2 separate regions of the Homo sapiens genome follow, and region 1 is linked to region 2. Evidence: chromatin loops called from intact Hi-C (ENCODE). Cell type or tissue: B cell. All regions are shown on one strand. Each heading gives the region's core, and the rest is flanking DNA. Links, peaks and the distances in the headings are about the cores only. Region 1 overlaps LINC01811 (long intergenic non-protein coding RNA 1811). Region 2 has its middle 53 kb from the start of LINC01811.

Evidence for each region. Peaks named below come from ENCODE experiments on the same cell type or tissue, not always from the same donor. Only the 100,000 strongest peaks of a DNase experiment are listed, where the experiment ranks them.
Region 1: a loop joins it to region 2, with 3 times the contacts of the local background. A loop is called at or near these places in 2 of 110 quality-filtered maps.

Annotation. Positions count from the first base shown.
Region 1 is chr3:34,193,039-34,202,503 of GRCh38, reverse strand. All of the region lies in intron 2 of LINC01811 (long intergenic non-protein coding RNA 1811), which reads right to left. Among named protein-coding and RNA genes, the nearest start is that of LINC01811, 38 kb to the right of the region's middle. RefSeq lists an enhancer at 3,908-4,017. In B cell, for the core only: no CTCF peak of the experiment used is centred there; a DNase peak (open chromatin) is centred at 1,713; H3K4me3 peaks cover 1,833 bases; H3K27ac peaks cover 2,133 bases.
Region 2 is chr3:34,098,250-34,114,850 of GRCh38, reverse strand. No RefSeq gene overlaps it. Among named protein-coding and RNA genes, the nearest start is that of LINC01811, 53 kb to the left of the region's middle. RefSeq lists an enhancer at 7,608-7,657. In B cell, for the core only: a CTCF peak has its summit at 7,857 (motif pointing left); a DNase peak (open chromatin) is centred at 7,870.

The sequences.
Region 1 (9,465 bases), core at 237-2,736, 94 kb before region 2:
TATAAGTATCTTCCACTAACTCAGTCCAACAAACCATAGGCATACCCAAATAAATACAATGCAATCTGATGTGCTAAAAGAGAGATATATAGAAATTGCTGTGGACTTTTTTAAAAATAAAGGAGTATGCTATAACAAAAGCATCTTAGAAAAAAAATTTTTTAAACAAAAAAGGAACAATTAATTTTGTTAAGGAGGATTCAAAGACAGATAACCATACTGAAAAGATTGAAAATGAAGGTTTTTAACACAGACACAGGGAGGAGAACAACACACACTGGGGCCTGTAGGGGAGAGGGGAGGGGGAAAGAGAGCATTATGAAAAATAGCTAATATATGTTTGGTTTAATACCTAGGTGATGTGTTGATAGGTGCAGCAAACCACCATGGCACATGTTTACCTATGTAATAAACCTGCACATCCTGCACATGTACCCTGGAACTTAAAATTTTTAAAAAAGAGAAAGAACAAAAGAAAAAGAAAAATATAAAAGAAAATGAAGGTTTTAAAGGGCCATGTGAATTTACTGTAGCAAAATAGTTTTAAAACAACTATTAGCACTCTCAATTTTCATTAATTATATCTATAATTTAAAAACTATTAAATCAATCTGGCCTGTTGAATCACTGCATAATTCTTCCAGGCATTAAGATTACATTAATTTGTAATACACCACCTTCCACAGGAGTTGTATTTCATATTTTATAACCCTCCCCAAAACACACACACACACACAAATGCTAAATTTGTTAACTTTCTTTTCAAGGAATGCACACTTTTACAACATGGATTACACAATTATAGAGCAAGCCCATGAAACCTAAAGTACATTCCATGATACATTACTTCACTGGGGGCATTAGTAGGTAGTCCATGAATAAAGGGCACAATATATAAATAACTTTGCGAAACGCTGGACTGAGCAGATAGTTTTACTTACTGCAGGATTTTTCAAAGCTTTTAGTATCCTAATATGTTTGTGAATCCCAAATTGCAGCCAGCCCTCCAGATCACATTTGCTTCATCTTTCATTTATCCATCATATCTAATCAGATATTTAAGTTCCCTCTAGCTTCTTCCTCTTCCTTCCTTCCTCCTCACTGTGACCAGCCAAGTCTTAGTCCTGGTCCTTTTAATCTACCAGCCTCCTACCTGACCACCTTGCCTTACTTCTCATCCCCCAAGTCAGTCTTCCATAACAGGGGTCAGAAAACTGCAACCCACAGACCAATGCCAAACAGTTCCCTGTTTATTCATAGTTGATAAGCTAAGAATATTTTTATATGGTTACATTTTAAACAGTTACATAAGCACCTAAATAGTATCCTCATTTTGTGTCTTTTTGCAAAGCCTAAAGTATGTACTATCTGGCTGTTTAAAAGAAAGTTTGCTGAGTCCTGCTTGACACCCCTGTCAGATGCATTTATCCTAAATCGCCTGTACTTTTTGTGGTTTCTTCTCACAAGTTATAATGGCTCCTGCTTGTTTAGCCTCAATGACAGAAAACCATGAACAAGGAAAATCCTCTCACTCACCAAGCAGGGAAGTGAGGTCCTTCTTTTGATTTTGGTAAAGAGAAAAATTGTTGTCCTCTGCTGACTCCAGTGCAAAATTAAGGTACACTAAAAGTATAGAAAGTCCCTTTCTGGGGATACAAAAATGTGCACCAGAGAGTGGTAAACAAAGCATGACCAATTTTGTCAAAGCAGAATTACCAAACAGGAAGCAGAAAGTACAGGCAGTGATGCACTGACAAATGTCTCACAGCTGGCTTTCCACTGAGATGCAGGAAAGATTTTAATACCCTAATTAGAGGTGAGAAGCCTCGATGTGTATCATTGCTAATTTCCATGGTGTAAATGCTCCCACCATGCTGGTTTCAAGTTACAAATAAGACACCATGGAACAGAGTTGGGAAGAGATACACTTAATGGGCTTTTACCCTAGTACAGCAGGAACAGAGCAGGAACCAAAGCAGGACCAAAAGAAGCAGGGTCCCATTTCTCTGGGCTTCTGCACCCTGATCACTCAGGAGAAAGGCCAAGCCACCTAGGATAGTGGTTAGAAATCAAGTCGACAGCCAATCCTTGAGACCAGCCTGAAGTTTGGGAAAGTATTTCATCTGCTCCCTTTATGATTTTTGCCTGGGGGCTGGGGAGGTCCACCTTGTTCCTATGCTGAAATTCCTTCAATTTTTTCCACAATGAAGAAAGTTCTTGAAAAGGAAAGCAAGGAAATACACTTATCCACCCCACAGGCCAAATGCCTGATGTCAGACCCTTTCCTTGGGTCTGAATTTGAGAACTATGTAAGAGAAGGCATCAGAAAGAGAAAATTAGAAGAAAGGGAATGAGCTATTATCAAGTGTTTTTCATTAGACAAGAGGTTCAGGGTTCCATAAACTTGGAAGGAATAAAATCCATCTTTATTTTCACTCTTCTTTAACAAGTATTCGGCATTTTCTTCATTTACAAACGTAGGTTATAAACCCACAATGTGATTTTGTCAACAATAGAAATGACAAATATTTCCATGTACAGTATTACAGTTTGGCAGGTAAATCAAAATATCATTTATGTGCTTCTTTACCTCAAATTATAGTAGTTATCAGACCCTCAGCTTGATCTCTTATTTTTTAATACATGAACAAAGAAACATTACATTCTAACACATTTATTTTACCAAAACCTTTTGATAAATGTATCATAGTGTTGCTTTTGTAATTCCACATATTTTGTTTTATAAGTTTAAAAGTAATTGTTCTAGGGGTCCATAGGCTTCACCAGACTGCCAAAAATATATATAGTCAATAAAAGATTGAAATCCCATGGAAGACATTCTAAATATGTTAGTTTATCTAACCATCAAAATGATGCTATGATAAGTTTTCTTGTTCTGCTTTCACTGGTGAAACAAAAATTGAGTGTTAAAGAAGTTAAATGATGACCCCAAGCTTATTCTGTCATTACATGGCAGGGCCAGTAATTGAACTCCAAGTGGCTTGACGCTCTATTGCTCTTCCAGGCCCCTTCACTCTTCTGCTTGCTCCACTGGTAAAAGGAAGGAGGATTTGCTCAGTGGTCTTGATCAGGCCCCAAGTCTCTGAAAAGGTCTCTTGGCTGCTACCAAGTCAAGAGCCCCAGAAAGCAGGCCAGCAGGATGTTACAGAATGGGCAGAAAAGTAGACTCCCAGTGCTATCATTATCCCTCCTGGAGTGGCTCAGCTAAATTAAGCCAGGCCTCAGGGACCCCATCCTCCAGACGTGCTGCAGGGACCTAGCCTGACTATGTGCAGAGGCCTGAAGGGTGTATGCCTCTCCATTATAGAGACAGGTTCCATGGGTTTCGTTGCATACCTCAGCTCAGTGCCAGGGAGCAGGAACAGTATGAGAAGGAGGACTTCCAGGAGAAAAGATGGGGAGGAAATAAATTTTCTCTGGGCTTGTGCCTCTGTCCTGCAGAGTGACTTTACTTCTGTTCAACCATCATCCGTTGGGTCTTCTATGCCAATAATTTGTGAAATACTGAGATGCAAAAACAAGTTGTAGTTTCTACCAACAGGAGCTCATGGCTTAGGGGCAGTTACATGTACTGCTAGCTAATTCCAGGGTCCTTTGATGCTAATTCAGAAATCCCAGGGGGATGCAGAGATGAGAACAATCTCAAGACAGTGAGATAAGAGGAGCAATACAGGGAAGTGCAACAGGATGACAAAGAGGAGTTCATACTGGTTACTTAAGTAAACAACAGAAGTTTCCACCAAGGGCCTGAAAAGATGAATAGGAGTGTTCCCTGCAGGGTGGAGGACTGAATGGTGAACAGGTGGAAATAAGACTGGACTAAAGCACAGCTCACCTTCAGCAAGAGTGCTGAGTTCAGATTCCCCCAAAGGCAGAGCTGAGGCAAGGACTTGAGTGCAGGTGGTTTATTTGAGAGGATATGAAATTGAGGGAGTAGTGAAAGTAAGACAGAGAAGGAAGAAAAGCCAGTATAGAGGACATTTCTGAGTTGTTTACCACCGTAGGCAACAAGGGCTCAATGTACTAGGGGCCTGCTATAAAACCACATGGAACTCATCTCAGCACTGTTCCACTGGGGAATTGGGAGGCCTGAGTGGTTGAGATGAGGTTTGCTCTCAGGGAAATCAACTCCATCATACTTTTCACATTCTGCCTGCATGCAGCTGAGTAGCCTTTGGTGGTTTTGGAGACAGTAGAGAGCCACCCCTCTCTGCACTTGTGTGATGTTGTCTAGTTCATGGAGGGGTTCACCAAGGTGTGCTGAATCCAATAGGCTGAGAGGATGGGAGACATCACAAGAATCTACTACTACCAACATATGGCTTCTCCTCCCTGGACCAGAGGGAAGGAAAAAGAGTAAAAATAGAGGCTGAGAATCACACAGGAACCAAATGCTGCTCAGTCTCTTCCTGAGATTTGGACTGGGAGTTTATAAAACAAAACCAGTCCCTTTTGAGCCTTGTAAGCTGGAAGAAGCTGTTTCAGAGAGTCCTAATGTTTTGAATAGAGCAGGCCTTACCCAGATTTGAAAGTCTGAATGAAAGCCCCCTCCCCACTCCCAAATATTTTCCCCCAACTAAGCCCAAATTTTTCACTTCAGTTCCTGCCAGAAATCCTATCAATTAGATATTTATTTTCATATATTCTTTTTTGATATCAAGCAAATTATCACAATTTCACGTGGTTTCAGAAAATAAGTGCAAAAGGCTCAGGAATTATCCTAAGGAATAAAAATTTTTTTAAGTATAAAGATGTTCATTATAGCATTTTTTATTTTTATGTTTATGTGTTCAATATTCATTTTTAATGAGACAGAGTTAACACACAATAAAATGCACCGATTTTAAGCAGTTTGATGACTTTTGGCAAATTAACACATCCTGCTCTCATAACCACACCACAATCAAGATGTAGAACATTCCATTACCCGCAAAGTGTTCCTATACTCTGTTTGAAGATGATCCTCCTAACTCTGATGCCAGGCAACACTCATGTGCCTTTTATAACTGTAGATTAGTTTTGCTGCTGTAGAATGTCACATAAATGAAATCACACAGTATGTACTGTTTTAGGTCTGGCCTCTTTTATTCAGTATAATGTGTGAAATTTACCCAGGCTGTGGCATGCTTCAGTAGTCCTCTCCTTTTTGTTGCTTAACATTATTTCACTGAATTAATACACCAGAAATATTTATCCATTCAGCTATTGATAGGCATTTAGGTTGTATCCAGTTTTTGGCTATTATGAATCAAATTGCTATGAACATTCTCAAACAAATCTTTTTGTAGAGATGTTTTTATTTCTCTTGGGTAAATATGTAAGGGTGGCATTACTTGGTCATGGGATAGGTGAATGTTTACCTTTACAAGGAACTGCCAAAACTTTTCCAAAGTGGTTTTACCAGTTTTATACCCCCAGCAGCAATGTATGAGAGTCTCAGTGTTTCTGCATCTTTAACCACACTCCATATTGCGCGTCTTTATTTTATTTTATTTTTTTAACAGAGTCTTGCTCTTGTCAACCAGGCTGGAGTACAGTAGAGTGATTTCAGCTCACTGCAACCTCCACCTCCTGGGTTCGAGCGATTCTCCTGCCTCAGCCTCCCAAGTAGCTGGGATTACAGGCACCCACCACCACACCTGGCTAATTTTTTGTTATTTTTAGTAGAGACGAGGTTTCACCATGTTGGCCAGGCTGGTCTTAAACTCCTGACCTCAGGTGATCTGCCCACCTCAGCCTCCCAAAGTGCTGAGATTACAGGCGTGAGCCACCACGTCCAGCCAAGTGTTTTTAATTCTAGCCATTCTGGTGAATATGATCTAGGATCTCTTTGTGGTTTTAATTTGCATTTCTTGAATGACTTCTTATGTTGAACAGTTTTTGTGTGCTCATTAGCTATTTCCGTATTTTTTTTTTTTTTTTGAGATGGAGTCTCACTCTGTCGCCCAGGCTGGAGTCCAGTGGCACGATCTTGGCTCACTGCAAGCTCCGCCTCCTGGGTTCACGCCATTCTCCTGCCTCAGCCTCCCAAGTAGTTGGGACTACAGGCGCCCGCCACCACGTCTGGCTAATTTTTTGTATTTTTAGTAGAGACAGGGTTTCACCATGTTAGCTAGGATGGTCTTGATCTCCTGACCTCATGATCCTCCCACCTCGGCCTCCCAAAGCGCTGGGATTACAGGCGTAAGCCACCGCACCCGGCCTATAATGTTTTTTTTAAAAAATGAAACTACCTACATGGGGCAGGGTGAGGGGGCTCACACCTATAATCCCAGCACTTTGGGAGGCGGGGGTGGGCTGATCACTTGAGGCCAGGAGTTCAAGACAAGCCTGACCAAAATGGTGAAACCCCATCTCTATTAAAAATACAAAAACAAGCCAGGCATGGTGGTGCACGCCTGTAATCCCAGCTATTCAGGAGGTTGAGGCAGGAGAATCACTTGAACCCGGGAGGCAGAGGTTGCAGTGAGCCAAGATCACATCACTGCACTCCAGCCTGAGCGACAGAGTGAGACTCTGTCTCAAAAAAAAAAAAAAAAAAAAAAAAAAACCCTACATGTCAGAAAATAGAGGTTACATATTTACATATACAACATATACAACAGACTTCTTAAGCCTTCCACCAAGATACGGCAAACCATCCTTACCTAATTTATAATTGTGCCTGGAGTTGAGGTTGTTCAGACAGTTCTCATCAATATTCTATAAGTATCCTTTGTTAGCCGTTATTTTCCTCTTTACCTTTATGACAAGTGTCAAGATTTTGATTCTCAGTTTTTGTGATTTAATAATTTTTTTCAAGGAGTCAGTTTCAAATATGTTCTGCGGTTGACATGCTGCAATATATAGTACATACATATACGCATATATATAATTGCTTAAAAATAGCTCATGTGGTCTCATCTATATCATTATGATGAGATAGAGGAGATATTCACATTGGAATCTTGGTGGCTAGACAGATATTCATTGAGTAAGAATGAATTTTTATGTTACTAAATTAAAATTTTCCATTAAAAATTGTCCATAGGGACCAGGTGCAGTGGCTTACACCTATAATCCCAGCACTTTGGGAGGCCGATGCAGGCAGATCACATGAGGCCAGGAGTTCGAGACCAGCCTGGACAACATGGTAAAACCCTGTCTCTACTAAAAATGTAAAAACTAGCCAGGAGTAGTGGTGCATGTCTGTAATCCCAGCTACTCGGGAGGTTGAAGCGTGAGAATTGCTTGAACCTGGGAGGCAGAGGTTGCAGCGAGCTGAGATTGCACCAGTGCACTCCAGCCCGGGTGACAGAGTGAGACTTGAATCTATCTCAAAAAAAAAAAAAAAAACAACAACAACACATTGTTCATAGGATGCACTTAACCATGAACACAAACTACTGACCACTTAAATTAGGACTTCAAAATAACCAGAACTTTGATAAAGAAGAACCCACAGGAAGAGGTCATAACTGGAGATTTTTAAATACATGTTTAAAATAGCGATTTTAGAAATGATATGAGTACCGATGATAATAAGGTCTAGAATTTGCCATGGGTGAGGTAGCTAGAAAGCTGTGTGCTGATAAGCTATAATGAAGGAAATTATTTTTGGAAGTCATCAAGAAACCTGGAGGATAAGGCATTTGAAGTTTTATGCAGGTAGATGCTAATCTTGCACATAATATTTGAAGTTAGAAAAACTGGTCCTTGGTCCCAGATCTGCCTCTTATAGGTTGCATAGTCTTTTTCTCAGCTATTAATATAAAATGGTGATGACGATGATGATGATGGTAGTGTCCGGCAATGATGATATCAGACGATGATTATATTAGTGGTGACGACAAAAATGATGACTGATTAACTTGCCTATTCACAGCCTTAAGGACAGTATCTATGAAAGCAGTTTGTAAACTGTAAAGCTCAATACAAATATAAAATGTTGCTCTTATAATTTGAGGCATCACTTGGTCAGTATATTAGCTGGGGTTCAACCAGAGAAACAGAACCAGCAGGAGATATATATTAAGAAATCTGATTGCAAGGAATTTGCTTATGCAATTGTGGGGACTGGCTAGGCATGTCCAAAATCCACAGATCAGGCCATAGGAAGAGTAAGCTGAACCTTCAGGCACAAGCTGAAGCAGTCCAAAGGCAGAATTTCTTCTTCTGGGAAGCCTCAATTCTGCCCTTAAGAGCTTTCAACTGATTGAATCAGGCCTACCCAGATTATCTAGAGTAATTTCCATTGCTTAAAGAAAACTGATTATGAACTTTGACCACATCTGCAAAATGTCTTGACAACACCACCTAGATTAATGTTTGATTGAATAATGGGGGACTATAACCCAGACAAGTTGACACATAAAACTGACAATCACAGTCACATACTATTTTGTGTTCATGAGTTACTTATTTAGCTTCTTTGAGCCTGGGTTTCTACATCTCTGAAATGGGAATCACTGTCTTCTTCACAGGGCAGTCATGAGGATCCAGTGGTATCCTGTGTTTAAATGAATATTAACCATAGTAGTCCACCTTATCCGCAGGGGACACATTCCAAGGCCCCTAATGGGTGCATGAAACCACAGATAGTACCACACCCTATACTGTTTTTTTCTATACGTACACACCTATGATAAAGTGTAATTCGTAAATTAGACACAGTAAGATATTAACAACAATAACTAGCAATAAAATAGAACAGCTATAAAAATATAGTAGTCCCCCCTTATCCCTACAGGATGGCCTCCCAGACCTCCAGCAGATGTCTAAAACTGTGGATAGCACTAAACCCTAGCCAAGGAACATCAAGGCCACCTTTTCACTTAAAGGAAGCACTCACTTTACAGCTTCTCTTTGGTATATCCAAATTGCCAGCATCACTACTCTTGCACTTTGGGGCCATTATCAAGTAAAATAAGGGTTATTTGAACACAAGCATTGCAGTATTGCAACAGTTGATCTGATAACCAAGGCCACTACTAAGTGGCTAATGGGCAGGCAACATTACAGTGTGGAAACGCTGGACAAAGGGATAATTCTCATCCCAGGCAGGACAGTGTGAGATTTCATCACACTACTCAGGATGGAATTCAATTTAAAATTTATGAATTATTTCTGGAATTTTCCATCTAATATTTTCAGACTGTGGTTGACCAGAGGTAACTGAAACTGCAGGAAGTGAAACCATGGATAAGGGGGGACTACTGTATAAGAGTGAAAATTAAGGAGCTATCAACACCAGGAAATTAAGTTTAGCTAGCTAACTCATAGAAATGAAACCTAGACCCTGGGCCTCCCTGGTACCAGTTCTTAGTTAACAAGAAAAAAAAAAATTACCACCTACCCATGTATCTCACTGATAACGTGTATAAATTTGTCAGCTACCTAAGAGACTGAGTGTGATTGAAAATAGTGTGATTCACACCACAGTTCTTTAAAAAATAATTCTCATGT
Region 2 (16,601 bases), core at 6,685-9,184:
TGAAATGGATAAATTCCTAGACACATACAACCTACTAAGACTGAACCATGAAGAAATCCAAGACCTGAACAGACCAATAACAAGTAACGAAATTGAAGACATAATAAAAAGTCTCCCAGCAAAGAAAATGTTAGGCCATGATGGTTTCACTACTGCATTTTACCAAACATTTGAAGAACTAAGAAGGGTAATGGGTAGGGGAGTGTGGATGGTTAATGGGTTCAAAAATATAGTTAGATAGAAAGAATAATATCTAGTATTTGATAGCACAACAGAGTGACTACAGTCAACAATAGTTTATTGTACATTTAAAAATAACTAAAAAAGCATAATTGCATTTGTTTGTAACGCAAAGAAAGGATAAATGCTCAAAGTGATGGATACCTCATTTACCCTGATATGATTATTATGCATTGTATGCCTGTATCAAAATATCTCAAACACCCCATAAATGCACACACCTACTATGTGCTCACAAAAAAATAAAAATTTAAGAATCAGTAAATAAGAAAATAAAGCAAATTAAAAAAGAGTGTGGTCTCAGCAGAAGTCAGCTTTGCCATCTCCCATTGGGAGCTTGAATATGAGTTGCTCCACAGAATTCCCTTCCCTCAAAGTGCTGGCTTTTGTTCCCACATGCAAGTCAACCATTAGCTATGTACTCTCCCTCATAGAGTACTTCTCTGGAATTAATAAATCTTTAGCAACCAACACACATAGCAGCTGAGGACTGGCTTCACCAGCCTCCTAAAGAGAATCTGAGCAAGAAACCACAGCATCCACCAAACAGGCTGAGTGTGGAATTAAAAGGAAAGAAATGAAGAAGAAGAAAAAGAAAGGCATGATGTCTAAAAACAAAGAGCTACAAAAAAGAAAGAAAAACATGGAAGAAATGTGAGGGGAAAAAAAGAAAATACAAGGCAGTTTTTTATTTCCAAGGGCTAACAGAAGATATCCTTAAAGACAACATGCATAATACATTTAGATGTGAAAGAAACAAAATTTAAATGAATGAGAAAGGAATAGTTAGGTTAAGCTTCTTGGTGAAAGGGATGGTTTAGTCACCATGGTTTACAACGACCCTGCTGGGCACTGCACTGTGGCAAAATCTGGTATGTTCAAGGCAGCAAGAATGACCTTCCTCCAAAACAATGCTACTTTTCTCAGAACAGGGAGTGAGGGGTAGAGTAACAGTCCTGACCAACCCATTAGGCCACCTCTCCTAAAAGCTCTGGTTAAGAGCCAGCAAGATGAGATGAACTGCCCCCAGAACACTTGAGGTCAGGAGTCTGAGACAAGCCTGGCCAACATGGTGAAACCCCATCCCTACTAAAAATACAAAAATTAGTCTGGCATGGTGGCACATGCCTATAACCCCAGCTACTCAGGATGCTGAGGCAAGAGAATCACTTGAACTGGGAGGCAGAGGTTGCAGTGAGCCGAGATCACACCACTGCACTGCACTCCAGCCTAGGCAGCAAAGCAAGACTACATTGCAAAAAAAAAAAAAGAAAAGAAAAAAAATTATTGAGACTTCCTCCTCCCAACCAAGAAAAAAAAAACAAACACCTTCTAGAAATGAGAAACACTGACACCGGGTAAATTTATTCTGTCCTGGCCAAGCCTTGGAGCTGTCCAAGGGGAAACTTTGTTGAGAGTTAGACTATGCAGATCTGAGGATTAGAACATATGTGTAGGCTAGATTTGTAAGGTTGAGAGTTGCCTCCATATAGCTGGTCTGAAGATTTGGAAAATCACTTGGTAATTACGTATAGAGTGAGGAGAAAAGGCCCAGGAGCACTTTGTGTCACAGAAGCCAAGGTAAAAATGTTCCATGGATAATGAAATGGTTCACTGCATTGATTTCTGCTGCGTCTTATAACATGAGCACAGAAAATGTCACTGGACTTAGTGATGCAGAGGTCATTGAGGATCCTCGCAAGAGCTAGGCATGATGAGGACAGAGGCCAGACTGGAGTGGGTTGAGAAGTATAGATGGGAGGTGAAAAATGGAGACAGCAAGTACACAAAATGCTCTGCAAAGTTTGTATGTGGAGGAGAGAAGAGAAATAGGGCTATATTTGAAGAGGGACATGTGTTCAAAAAAATGGGGAAGAGTTTTCTATTTTAATTTTCAAACAGGAGAAATTTGAGTGTTTTAAATACTAATAAGAAGGATTCCTGAAGAGGAAGAATTTTAAGATTCAGGAGAGGGAAGGAATAAAAGATAGAATATGATTCAAGAGACAAAGGGGAAGGGTGAAACCCAGTGAGTCAAGAAACTGTCCTTAAACAAATCTTGATCTTGGGAGATCTGTCTGGGCTGGAACTGTGAATACAGAATGGATCGGCCGGGCGCGGTGGCTCACGCTTGTAATCCCAGCACTGTGGGAGGCCGAGGCAGGCGGATCACGAGGCCAGGAATTCGAGACTCAGCCTGGCCAACATGGCAAAACCCTATCTCTACTAAAAATACAAAAATTGGCCGGGCGTGGTGGTGGGTGCCTGTAACCCCAGCTACTCGGGAGGCTGAGGCAAGAGAATTGCTTGAACTCCGGAGGCGGAGGTTGCAGTGAGCCGAGATCTCACCACTGCACTCCAGCCTGGGTGAAAAGAGCAAGACTCTGTCTCAAAAAAAAAAAAAAAGAATGGATCCTAAAAGTTAATGACTTTTATAGAGAGTGGCTTCACCCATGGGAGCATGGAGAGAGAGAAGAGAATAGAGGCAACAGCCAAACAGTGGGAGGTGCCAATGCTTAAGCAGAGAGGAAGGGAGCCAACTGGGAGACTGAAAAACAATGCCCAAAGGGATCATAAGAGAGTGAAGCTCTGGTATCATGCAACCCCTCCTCACCTCATGTCTGATTCACCAAAAATAGCCTCCTGGCTGGTTCCCTAACTATTTAATCCATAATATAGTGTCCTCCAGTCTACCACCAACACAGTGAGGCAGAGGATTCCGGAGCAGTTAACACAGAACAGACATTTGATGGGTGAAAGTAACAACTTGAGTTTCCAATTACCTCTGCATTGACTTGCTTTGTAAACTTGGGCAAGACTTTTTTCTTTCAATTTCAGCTCTCCCATGTGTAAAATGAGGACAGCATTTTCTTTAATAACCTCATAGGGTTGTCCTAGGAATTACATGAGTTACTGACTGTGAGAGCATTCTAAAGACTTGTAAATCACAATACAGGTATGAGAAATTATTATTCATCTTGAATCACTATTTGCTTCCTAGTTCATCCTTTCTCAAATAGTTCCACTGGCTCTCTTTCCTGGCTGCCAGCAAGGTAATAGATGGCGCTGTCAGCACCCAAACACCACTGCCCGTTCCTTCTCAGGTCGTTCCGAATCTGAGTCACAGTTAAGCAAATGTAAAGCACTTTGCAGGTAGAGTTGGCAAGATGTGCTCCATTTGCTTTTTGGCCCAGTCCTTTAATTGCACTTCAAAGTAAACAGTGCACTATAGGGTGAAGATTGGATTATAATTTGGAAAAAGAAAGAAAAAAGGAAACTGAAATGGTTCCAGGGAAAAAGGCACATTACACAAACTTAAAATAATTAGGAATATATATGATTTCTTAAGGGCATTAAGAACTGGAGCCTGCTTGCTAGACAGACCCATCACATCCTATGCTCCTGTACCGGGATTTCATGACCCTCTGTGATGCAATCCCAACACTAGTTGCCATCACTTTCATGCACATTATTTAAGTCTCCCTCTTGCCCACCAACATGCCTATTTCTGCCTTCACACCATCCTTTATAAGATGCTTTGCAAGTGCAGACTCTCAGCACTTGTCTGCTCAATTGATATGCCCAGCTCAAGCCTCCTTTTATTCAGGAAGCCTGACCTCCTTTTCTGAAGTTCCCCAGAATTTGGAGCCCAAATGACAGTTTGACACATAACTGTAGTGTCTCCCTGACTCTGCCATTATTTCAAGTGAACTGGCCTTATCTCTCCAACTAATATCATTAACAAATGATATGTTCTGGATGCTTTATAGTCATTATCTTATTCAAGGTGCACATTCTCCGCATTTTACATATGAGGAAATTGAGTTTCACATAAGTAAATTATTTGCCCAAAGTTGGCAGGTGTTGAGGCCTACTGGTTATGACTGTAAAGTTCAGCCTCATATTTCTTTTTTATCTTTCTTGTAGTTCCTACCACAGTGCCAGTTACAGAGGAGACAATTGGGTATCTGGAGAAAAGAATGCCAGTGCAAAAAATGCTGCTGAAAGGAAAGAGGAAGACCCCAAAGATCAATATTCTATTTCAAAAGTCCCTCTAGTACAGAGCTTATCACCATATTCCTGTCCCTAGCACAATAATCCTAAACTGGATTCTCAAATAGTTTGGAGGGGAAATGATGATTTTCTTTTCTGTTCACCATTAGACAGTATTTAATTTGCCAATATTAATATATCTAATGTTATTTTTTAATCAAAGCAGACTGTGATTTTCATTTTAAACAGAACAATACTTTCTGTGTCTTAGCACTTTAGCCTACCAGAGTGTTATTTGTGTCACTGGGAACTAATATATGCAGATTCAACACAATTAGCCATCACCATGGTAATTTTATGCCTTTTGTTTTCAGCTTTTGTTGCATATGCTCATCAAAGATATTGAAGCTTTACTCATGAAATAAAATTCATTACCTGCCTTTGGATTTAAGTGCATCATATTTAAAGAAATGTTTTCAAATCCTGATGGCATTCCATTTCTGTCTTACTTCTCAGGGATAAATAAAACGTGCTGTCTAGAACCAAGCAAGCAGCTTTCACTTCCCCTTCCTTGAACTGGTACTAGCAGAGTCTCCTGCAAAACAGTCATGGCTTTCAGTGGAAACATAGGCCCCTGAGAGCTGGAAGATCCTTCAAAGCCTTCAGGGTACCTTCTATTTGCTTGAATGACTTCAACTGCCGCACATGTTTAAGCTGAGTCTTGCTTTCTACATCAAGCAAAAGGCTAGGTGCACAGCTATGGTAGACTGTCTGCAAAATGGCAGCCAGCAATCTGCCCATCCCAGTACATGCATGACACTCATTCCATCAACAGGTGGAGTCTATTTCCCCAATCTTCATTCCAGGCTGGCCCTGTAACTTGTTTCAACCAATAGCATATGGGCTAAAGCAATGTGGATTTTTGGTTTGCTGGTTTGTTTGTTTTGTTTAGAGACAGGGTGTTGCTCCATCACCCAGGCTAGAGTGCAGTGGTGTAATCATAGCTCACTGCAGCCTTGAACTTTTGGGCTCAAGGGATTCTTCTGCCTCAGCTTCCCAAGTAGCAAGGACTACAGGTGTGTGCTACCACACCAAGCTAATCTTTTCTGTGTAGACACAGGGTCTTGCTGTTGCCCAAGCTTGTCTCAAACTCCTGGCCTCAAGTAAACCTCCTGCCTCAGCCTCCCAAAGTGCTGGAATTACAGGTATGAGTCACTGCACCAAGCTGGCAGAAGTAATATTACACAAATTCTGTAATCTAAGCCTTAGAGACCTAACAGTTTCCATTTTCACACTTTTAGGATCCAGCAGCTGTGTTAAAAAAAAAAAAAACAATGAGGAACCATCTGGAGACAGTAAGCCCTAGCCAGCTGCCAGCCATTCTAGACACCTAACAAACTCTCTTTTGCTGGCTTTGATGAAGCAAGGTGATAAATTAAAGAGGACTGCATGACAAGAAACTGAGGGCAGCCTCTGGCCAACTGCCAACAAGAAACTGAGGCTCTCAGTATAACAGCTCAAAAGACTCTGAATCCTGCCATCAGTCACGTTAAGTGAGCTTGGAAGCAGACTTTTCCAGTTGAGCTTTCAGATGAGGACCCAGTCTTGGCTGGTCCTTTGATTATAGTCTCATGAGAGACCATGAAACAGAGGACCCAGTTAAACCAGGCCCAAATTTATGCCCCACAGAATCTGTAAGATAAGAAATATGTGCTCTTTTATGTCAGTAAGCACTAAATAATTAATGCAAGTATATTGGAGTTTGGGGGGTTCTTGCCTAGGTATCAGTAAAATACTACTTTGGATCCTATTCTGTTATTGTGTGTTTAACTTTCTTGAGAAACCAGTGGACATAAGAGGTGATGAAAAAGGAAAGATTTGGCCATCTGTGGATTCTAATATTTTCAAAACTACATCCTAATCGATATTAAATATTACCCATATTTTAGAGTTGAGAAAACAGAGGATCAGAGAGGTTGTTATTTACTCAAGTTTCTCACTTCTACCAGTCTTCTAAGTCCGAATACAGTGCTCCATCCACTCTAACATGGCTGCCAGAATCATATCATTGCTTCAGAATCATTAAGCACAGGCTCTGATTTCAATAATTAAAGTATAAGCAGTCCAAGGGTAGGGCCTACGTCAGAGATGTTTTTGTTCTCCATGGTAGCAGAGGGGTGGTGCTGGATGGTGCTAAGGCACAGGCTGCATTGCCTTCCTAGCACTCCCACAATCTCCATCTTCCAGACAAACTTCTCCAAGGCCACCTAGCAAGATCAATTACAGGAATCCTTCAATCACTATCCAAATAAAGCAGTTCAAATTGAGAGTGTTTTCTGAATATAAAATGATCCAGCTATTTAACATACATTATTTTATGATATTAATAAAATTGAGTGTTCTGAGAAATGCCTTTTAAGTGAACCCAGTCTAAGTCCAAGGTTGTAGAAAGCTTTTAGTTTAAATGAAAATCCACTGGAAATGTAAAACATGTCAGCATTGAGTATCGAAGCGATGTCCAGCAGAATGTGCAGGACCCAGAACCTAGTACCCTTAGTCCATGCATCACTGTGGTCCATTTTGTCCAGTAGAGCTAGATAAACTTCAAAGGCTTCTGGGTGGAGGCTACGGGAAGCAGGGTGGGAAGCACTAAAAACTGAAAGATAACAGCTGCTTGCCTGCAACTAAACTCAAGAAAGGCTACAAGGTAAAAAGAGGAAGAACCGGAATTTCTTTTTTAAGTAAGTTTGAAACTCAGCAATATGTGACTAGCTATGTGACTTTGGGCAAGTCACTCTCCCTCTCCGAATTTAGTTAGGCAGAGATGATAGTACTTACCTCACAAAGCTCTTGGAAAAGCAAGCAAAAAATAGTGGCCAACCATGCTCCGTGAGCTGTGAGATGCTATACATATGTGAGGTATTGTTATCACCCAGAGCAGCAGCTGCTGCTATAGCAGTAGTGATCAAAATAGCAGTGATAAAACAAGGTAATACTCCTTAGTGGAACATTTTATATTTTGCCCACAGTAATGGATGCTCTCTGATTTAACACTGCTTCCTAAGTATCAGACATGAGGCTGCATCAAGATCCAATCAGGGACAGAAATCACACCAGTTACTCAGACAGAGAAAAATTATTATAAAGAATTGCTATCTTGATATAACAGTATTAACTCAGTAACTGAGGTAGCAACTGCAGGAAGCATCTACTGCTCTAAGGTGAACAACATTCATAACTTGCCTAGGACTGAAGAGGTTGCCAGGATACTGGAATTTCAGTTCTCTAAAACCTAGAAAGTCCCAGGAAAACCAGATGAGTTGGTCACCCTATTCAATCCCTAGAGATGGCAGAACACTGGGAAGATATTGGAATTGTTAAAACTTCAGAAGATTGGAGGAGGAGGCCTTCAGAGATGGGACCTAGACCTCTGAGGAGCAGGTGGCAACTGGCTGGTGTCGATGGCTTCATGGAGTTTCCCCAGTGAGGTTGGTTCTGTGAATGCTGGAAAACCTACCAAGTGTATTCAGCTGCTGCTATGGGAATGAGCTGGCTCTGCTAAGGTGAGAAAGCATTGCCAGGGTACTGCACAGAACAGTAAGGAAACAGGAAGAAGCAAATTCCTTCACCCTCTTCTGCCCCCTACTGGCAAAGCTTAACAAGGAACCAGTGGGCAAGGCAGAAATGTGGTTTGCAGAGACCCAGCCCCAGCATCACCGAACAGAGTTCAGGATGTTGGGTTGGAGCTGAGAGATAATAGCTTTATAACTGGCACAGTTAGCAAACACATGTAGGGAAGAAAATATCTATGGTAAAGGATTTAATCAAAGAACTTGCCTTTTTAGAAATTTTTCCCAAACTCCTGAATTCGGTCTACCTAGGAACTCAGAAAGAAGGCAATTCATGCAAAATGCTCTTCTCTCAGCTCCTGCCCTCTGTCCCAAATGACAGTCGGGTCATTTCTCTCCCCTCCCACCATTGTGGCACCCACCAAGGAACAATCTAGGGTGCTAGCAGTCACAGCAGCAGCCCTGACTCTTGGTCATGTGTCCTGGCCTTCTTCCAAGGAGCCATGTAGTCTGCTTTGCAAACTTTTAGACAGCTGAGCTGAGAGGAGCATTAGGCAGCTTTAAAAATTGATATAGTTCATTATTCTTTTATGAGCCAATGCAAATCCAACAGCACAAGGCCAAAGGCATGCACATGGGAGCGGCTATATCACTCTGCCCCATTCCTTGCAGATTTGACTCCCTAAAAGAGGACAAAGAGAGGGCCCAACAAATACCAGACACCACTCACCACCAGAGGAGGCACACTAGACAATAGTAACAAATGCGTGCCCCATTCTTCTGGCTCAGGACAGACAGCAGCAGCCCCCTCATCCTCCTCACCCTGCACCACCCCTACATACACCCCCACCTTTGGTCCAGCAATGGGAGATGAGACAAATAGCCCATAGGTGCAACTCCCATCTCCATCTCTGCTGCCCTGACAGATGGAAAACCTTGTTCCAGGGGTTTCTGTTCACATCTTTCCCAATTTGCACATTATTTGGCCTTATTTTCTCCTTTCCCTGTTTCTGCCCTCTATTCTTCCCTTTTTCCATCTCTTCTATTTTCCTTACTATTTGCTTCATCTCTTTGTCTGTCCATCTTTCCCTTGCTCCCGGGTCCATCTTCCCTCATTCTGTTTGTCTTTTTTCTTTATGTTTGTACATATATCTGTTTACATGTGCGTGTGTGTGTGTTTGTGTGTGAGTGTGTGTTTGAGTGTCCCTGATGGCTTTCTGTCTCCTATGTCCTCTGTGCCTCTCCTCGGTCACCACTTCCAGCTCCAATTTTTCTGGGTAAAAGAAGAGCAAAGTGTTTCTGTGCTCTGGGGAGGGGAGTACTCAACTTTGTCCCCTTTCTGCCTCTGCCAACGCAAAGAGGGAGCTGGGGCAAAGATTAGTTCAATTCAAGATACAAATATTGAGTCCAAGCCATGTGCCAAACAATGAACCACAGATGCATGGTTCAGCTCAGTGCTTGTTTATTAAGATGCCAGGCCACATGCTCATCACCAGGGACTCAAGGAAGAATCAGATGGAGTATATGTGCCACAGACCCCATGGTCTGGTGAGGGGAGCAGACCTGTGAAAGATGCTACATTGAAGACATCTAAATCTTGCTGGGGAAGGGGAAAGAAGTCAGTCAAGAAAGGCTTCTTGGAGAAGGTGATGCTAAATCTCGAAGAATGTGTACATGTTAACTAGATGGAGAAGTGAGAGAAGGGCATCCGAGGTGGAAGGCATATCATGAGCAAGAGCATGGAAGAAAAACAAAAGAGCATGAGGTATACAGAGACCCACAGGCAGTGCAGGGCACTAGAGCACAAAGACTGATGGGAGTGAAGGGAGAAGGGGCTGGATGGCCAGCAAATACTTGGGTCATGCAGAGTCTTATGAGCCAGGCTGTAGAGGATGCTGCCAGCACCCCCCCCCTTCTCCTGGCCCATTTTCTCTCAGCACTCACTATTCTTCCCAAATTCATCTGCCACTTACTGCCTGAAGGCATTCTCTGGCCACTGGAGCTGCTCAGGCCCTCTGCAGGGCAGATCAGAGTGACAGGTAATTAACACTTCTGGGAACACACTCAAGCAATGACCAATGGGAGTTTTTATGGGGGAAACCTGGGTTACCCTTTGGGTAACATCACTGAGGCACGTTCTAAACTGCCTCTCAGAGGCACTCCTCAGGAATAAGCTCCTATTGCCCCTGTGATATTCTGTCACCAGCACACCCTATATTGGCTGCCTTTCCTTCCCTATCTCACATACCCACCCCCTCTCAAGTTTCCTTCATCTCCCAAATAAGCTACTTGCACTTGGTTCTTTGTCTTAGGGTCTGCTTCGGGTACAACCCGACCTAAGACTCAGGCTAATGCAGCGCCTTACAGGAATGAGGGAGCCCATGAACACCTAAGTAGAGGAGTGGCACAGTAAAATCTATATTTTAGAAGGACACTCTGGTGGTTCGTTTGGAGAACAGATATGAGGTTCAAGACAGAGGACAATGTAAAAGTCCAATACAGTCTAGGATAGAGATGGGGAGAGCTCAGTGGGATGATGATAGCAGAGGTAAAGAGCAAGGGTCAGGTTCAGAAACACAGAGAAAGAGAGGGGTTTAGGATCAACAAGTTGCAATCCCTTCCCCTAATGTGTCAACAGAGTCTCAGAATTTAGTGTAATGGAAACCAAGAAAAATGTGAGGTCCAGCACCAAGAGCCTCAGAACAAGTTGCCTAACCTAGAAAAAGGGTCCAGGAGGAGGTATCAAAGGCATCTTAAGGATGATAATGCCCAGGATGAGTTGTGAAGAATGAGTAAGCGTTAGGCTGGCAAGAAAGTAGGAAAGGGATTTTAGGAAGGAGAAAGTGTGACTGTTAAGGAAACAGGAATAGTCAAGGAGGTTGGGGTATAGAATGAAGCGGGAAGCCCCTAAAATGGGCATGCAGCAAATACCCCAGAAGCCCCCTTCTCTTACTTCTGGTGTTCTTCCTCTTCCTGAGTCCAAGCCTGCACTAGATTCTACATGGGACCAGGCCCTGTCTTGCAGGTTGAGTGCCAGGAACCCACAGGCAAGACCCCCAGAGAGGCCCAAGAAACTCCACCAGCCTTGTGTGAGTAGATGCATACCTGGGCCGTGGTGCTGAGTCCTCCCCACTTCTGAGTCCACTGTCTATCTGGTGGATCCCACTCCATCCCCCAGCCTACTGGGGCACAGGTGTACTTCACACAGCTTCTGATGGAGATGAGGAAGAAAATCCAAAAGGGAAACCCAAACAGTCCAAAATATTCAAGCAAACACATAAAACACTGTCCACCAAACCTTCCCTTACAGCTAAAATAGAGCAACACTAATTTATTGATTTGTCTCCCCAGTTTCTCTGCTCCACTTCTGTGGAAGTGGTAATGAACAAAAGAGGGCTAGGAAAGGGGAAAGCAGGGAAAACAGTAGGTGTCAGATAAGATAAGAGTGCAGAAATCACCCCCTAAAGGAAACTCCTCAGGGAGCACAATTAGTTTATCTTCCGCCTTCTTTTGATGTTCTACCAAATGGCTCTTCATGCTTTCACCAGCATTTGAAGAAGACTTGCTTCTGAGAAAGGAAGGAATCACCATCTGTGGACAGCTTAGCTGTTGTCCCTGAAAAGTGTCAACTCTGCAAAGCAGGTGTTATTATTCCTGTTTTACAGATGAGGAAACAGCCTCAGAAAGGTTCAAGAACGTGTCTGAGGCCACTCAACGTGTCAGGAGCAATCAGAATTCAAACTCAGATCTGACTGACTCAGTTATTCAATACTGTTTTTTACCTATAGGTAATTTACAAGAATAAATTTGATTTGCTGTGGGTTTGGGACATTCTTCACCATCTTTCTCACCCTCGGTTTAAAACATTGTTTAGTGGACATTTACAATTTTTAAAAAGTCTTTTGCTTTTAAAAATAAATTTTGTGAAGCACATCAAGAGGCATTCCTCACTTTATAAGAACAAAAAATCAGGTAGGGGTGTTTATTTAGATACATAGCTATATCTCCTAATGTCCTCCAAGAACAGGAATCCTCTAGAAATTTGTTCTAAATCCTTCGTTCTTCTCCTGATAGTATTCTAGGAGAAGTGTGATCTTTGAAGTCAGACGTGGTTAAGATCTTGGCTCCACTGCTTAATAACTATGTGAGACATTGAACAAATCACTTGCCCACTCTGAACCTCACCATCCTTGTGTGTAAATTTAGTGCCTCATACAGTTTGTTATGAGGATTAAATAAAATGACATCTTTATGGTGCCTGGAATATACATGAAAATCCTTAATCCCTTCCTGTTTTCTCCCTTCCACACAATTCTACCCTCCCTGGAAAATGTCACCACTTCCATGAGCCCACAACCTCAAAACAAGGATGACATATCTCTTTATTTGTTTTTCCATGAATTTGAGCTCGCTCTTCACTCAATCCTGCTTTACTCTGTGCCTAAATGTGTTTAAGGTGCATTCCCTTAAGTTCTATTTGAATTACATAATCTTGGGTAGCAGAAAATAAAAGCATATGTCAGCCTTATGTAAGGGGATTCCCCCTTGCAGAAATTGTTTGCATCGCCAAGGGACGCACAAAAGTATACGGTTCAGGAAATAAGCATGCTTGGCTTAAAATAGAAAATGAGTCATATAATTCTGCATCAAACAGTGAAGTTTAATTTGGGAATTGATTAAAACCTGCTTGACTAAGTCATATAAAGAAGTTGGGTCACTGAGATGCAACAATACTGAAATTAGGTCAATTAATAACCTTATAGTGGCATTGAAGTGTTCAAGTGAAAGGAACAATTGCACATCTCTCACTTTAAATCAAAAACTAGAAATAATTAAGCTTAGGAGGAAGGTACATCGAAAGCTAAGACAGGCCAAAAGCAAGGGCTTTTATACCAAACAGACAAGTTGTGAATGGACAGGAAAAGTTCTTGAAGAAAATTAAAGTTGTTACTCCGGTGAACACATGAATGACAAGAAAGTAAAACAGACTTATTGTTGATAGAGAGAAAGTTTTAGTAGTCTGGCTAGGTCAAATCAGCCACAACAATCCTTTAAGCCAAATCCTAATCTCCAGCACGGCCCTAACTCTCTTCAATTCTATGAAGGATGAGAGGGGAGAGGAAACTGCAGAAGAAATCTTTGAAGCTAGAAGAGGTTGGTTCATGAGGCTTAAGGAAAGAAGCCATCTTCATAACATAAAAGTCAAGGTGAAGCAGCAAGTGCTGATGTGAAAGCTGCAGCCAGTAATCCAGAAGATCTAGCTAAGACAATTCATACAGGTACTACACTGAACAACAGATTTTCAATGTAGATGGAACAGTTTTCTATTGGAAGAAGATGCCATCTAGTACTTTCATAGCTAGAGAGGAAATGTCAATGCCTGGCTTCAAAGTTTCAAAGGCTAGGCTGACCCTCTTGTTAGGGGTTGGTGAAGCTGGTGACTTTAAGTTGGAGCCAATGTTCATTTACCATTCTGAAAATCCTAGGGCCCTTAAGAGTTATGCTAAATCTACTCTTTCTGTGCTCTATGAATGGAAAAAAAAAAGCCTGGATGACAACACATCTGTTTACAGCAGGGTTTACTGAAGATTTTAAGCCCACTGTTGAGACTTACTGCTTAGGGGAAAAAAAAAAGATTCCTTTCAAAATATTACTGCTGATTGACAATGCACCTGCTCACCTAAGAGCTCTGATGAAGATATAAAAGATTAATATTGCTTTCATGCCTGCTAACACAACATTTGTTCTGCAGTCCATAAACCAAAGAGTAATTTCAAATTTCAAGTCTTATCATTTAAGAAATACATTTTGTGAGGCTATCACTGCCATAGTGATTCCTCTGATGGATCTGGGCAAAGTAAATCAAAAACCTTCTGGAAAGGATTGACCATTCTAGATGCCATTAAGAACATTCTTGATTAATAAGAAGAGGTCAAAATAACATTAACAGGAGTTTGGAATAAGTTCATTCCAGCTTTCATGGATGACTTTGAGGGGTTCAAGACTTCAGTGGAGGAAGTAACTGTAGTTGTGTTTGAATTAGCAAGAGAACTAGAATCTGAAGTAGACCCTAAGAATATGACCAAATTGCTGCAATCTCATGATAAAACTTGAATGGATGAGCTTTGCTTCTTATGTTTGAACAAAGAAAATAGTTTGAGATAGAATCTTCTCCTGGTGAAGATTATGTGAACATTATTGAAATGACAACAAAGCATTTAGAATATTATATAAACTTAGTTAATGCAGCAGAGGGGTTTGAGAAGATTGACTGCAATTTTGAAAGAAGTTCTACTATGGATGAAATGCTATCAAACAGCATTGCACACTACAGAAAACTATTTTGAGAAAGAGTCAATCTATGTGGCAAACTTCATTGCTGTTCTGTTTCAAGAAATTAACACAGCCTCCCCAACCTTCAGCAAGCAGCAACCTGATGACTCAGCAGCTACCAACATCGAGGCAAGACCCTCTACCATCAAGATGATCATGACTTGCTGAAGGCTCAGATGATCATTAGCATTTCTTAGCAATAAAGTGTTTTTTAATTCAGATATTTACATTGCTTTTTAGACATAATGCTATTGCACACTTAATAGAGTACAGTATAGTGTAAACATAACTTTTATATGCACTGGAAAGCCAAAAATTTTGTGTGACTCACATTATTGCAATATTTGCTTTATTGCAATGGTCTGTAACTGAACCCACAGTATCTCCAAAATATACCTGTATTTGAAAATAATGTCTTTCTTAGTTGTTTATTGCAATGTTCTACAAATGTTATTAAGCAGGATTTGTTAATTAAGCTTTCTAATCTTTTAATTTTAATTTTTTATTATACTTTAAGTTTTAGGGTACATGTGCACAACGTGCAGGTTAGTTACATATGTATACATGTGCCATGTTGCTGTGCTGCACCCGTTAACTCATCATTTAACATTAGGTATATCTCCTAATGTTATCCCTCCCCCCTCCCTCCACCAAACAACAGGCCCCAGTGTGTGATGGTCCCCTTTCTGTGTCCATGTGTTCTCATTGTTCAATTCCCACCTATGAGTGAAAACATGTGGTGTTTGGTTTTTTGTCCTTGTCATAGTTTGCTGAGAATGATGGTTTCCAGCTTCATCCATGTCCCTACAAAAGACATGAACTCATCCTTTTTTATGGCTGCATAGTATTCCATGGTGTATATATGCCACATTTTCTTAATCCAGTCTATCATTGTTGGACATTTCAGTTGGTTCCAAGTCTTTGCTATTGTGAATAGTGCCGCAGTAAACATGTGTGCATGTGTCTTTATAGCTGCATGATTTATAATCCTTTGGGTATATACCCAGTAATGGGATGGCTGAGTCAAATGGTATTTCTAATTCTAGATCCTTGAGGAATCGCCACACTGACTTCCACAATGGTTGAACTAGTTTACAGTCCCAGCAACAGTGTAAAAGTGTTCCTATTTCTCCACATCCTCTCCAGCACCTGTTGTTTCCTGACTTTTTAATGATTGCCATTCTAACTGGTGTGGGATGGTATCTCATTGTGGTCTTGATTTGCATTTCCCTGATGGCCAGTGATGATGAGCACTTTTTCATGTGTCTGTTGGCTGCATAAATGTCTTCTTTTGAGAAGTGTCTGTTCATACCATTCGCCCACTTTTTGATGGGGTTGTTTGTTTTTTTCTTGTAAATTTGTTTGAGTTCATTGTAGATTCTGGATATTAGCCCTTCGTCAGATGAGTAGATTGCAAAAATTTTCTCCCCTTCTGTAGGTTGCCTGTTCACTCTGATGGTAGTTTCCTTTGCTGTGCAGAAGCTCTTTAGTTTAATTAGATCCCATTTGTCAATTTTGGGTTTTGTTGCCATTGCTTTTGGTGTTTTAGACATGAAGTCCTTGCACATGCCTATGTCCTGAATGGTATTGCCTAGGTTTTCTTCTAGGGTTTTTATGGTTTTAGGTCTAACATTTAAGTCTTTAATCCATCTTGAATTAATTTTTGTCTAAGGTGTAAGGAAGGGATCCAGTTTTAGCTTTCTACATATGGCTAGCCAGTTTTCCCAGCACCATTTATTAAATAGGGAATCCTTTCCCCATTTCTTCTTTTTGTCAAGTTTGTCAAAGATCAGATAGCTGTAGATATGCGGCATTATTTCTGAGGGCTCTGTTCTGTTCCACTGGTCTATATCTCTGTTTTGGTATCAGTACCATGCTGTTTTGGTTACAGTAGCCTTGCAGTATAGTTTGAAGTCAGGTAGCGTGATGCCTCCAGCTTTCTTCTTTTGGCTTAGGATTGACTTGGCAATGCAGGCTCTTTTTTGGTTCCATATGAACTTTAAAGCAGTTTTTTCCAATTCTGTGAAAAAAGTCATTGGTAGCTTGATGGGGATGGCATTGAATCTATAATTACCTTGGGCAGTATGGTCATTTTCATGATATTGATTCTTCCTACCCATGAGCATGGAATGTTCTTCCATTTCTTTGTATCCTCTTTTATTTCATTGAGCAGTGGTTTCTAGTTCTCCTTAAGGAGGTCCTTCACATCCCTTGTAAATTGGATTCCTAGGTATTTTATTCTCTTTGAAGCAATTGTGAATGGGAGTTCACTCATGATTTGGCTCTCTGTTTGTCTGTTATTGGTGTATAAGAATGCTTGTGATTTTTACACATTGATTTTGTATCCTGAGACTTTGCTGAAGTTGCTTATCAGCTTAAGGAGATTTTGGGCTGAGACAATGGGGTTTTCTAGATAAACAATCATGTCATCTGCAAACAGGGACAATTTGACTTCCTCTTTTCCTA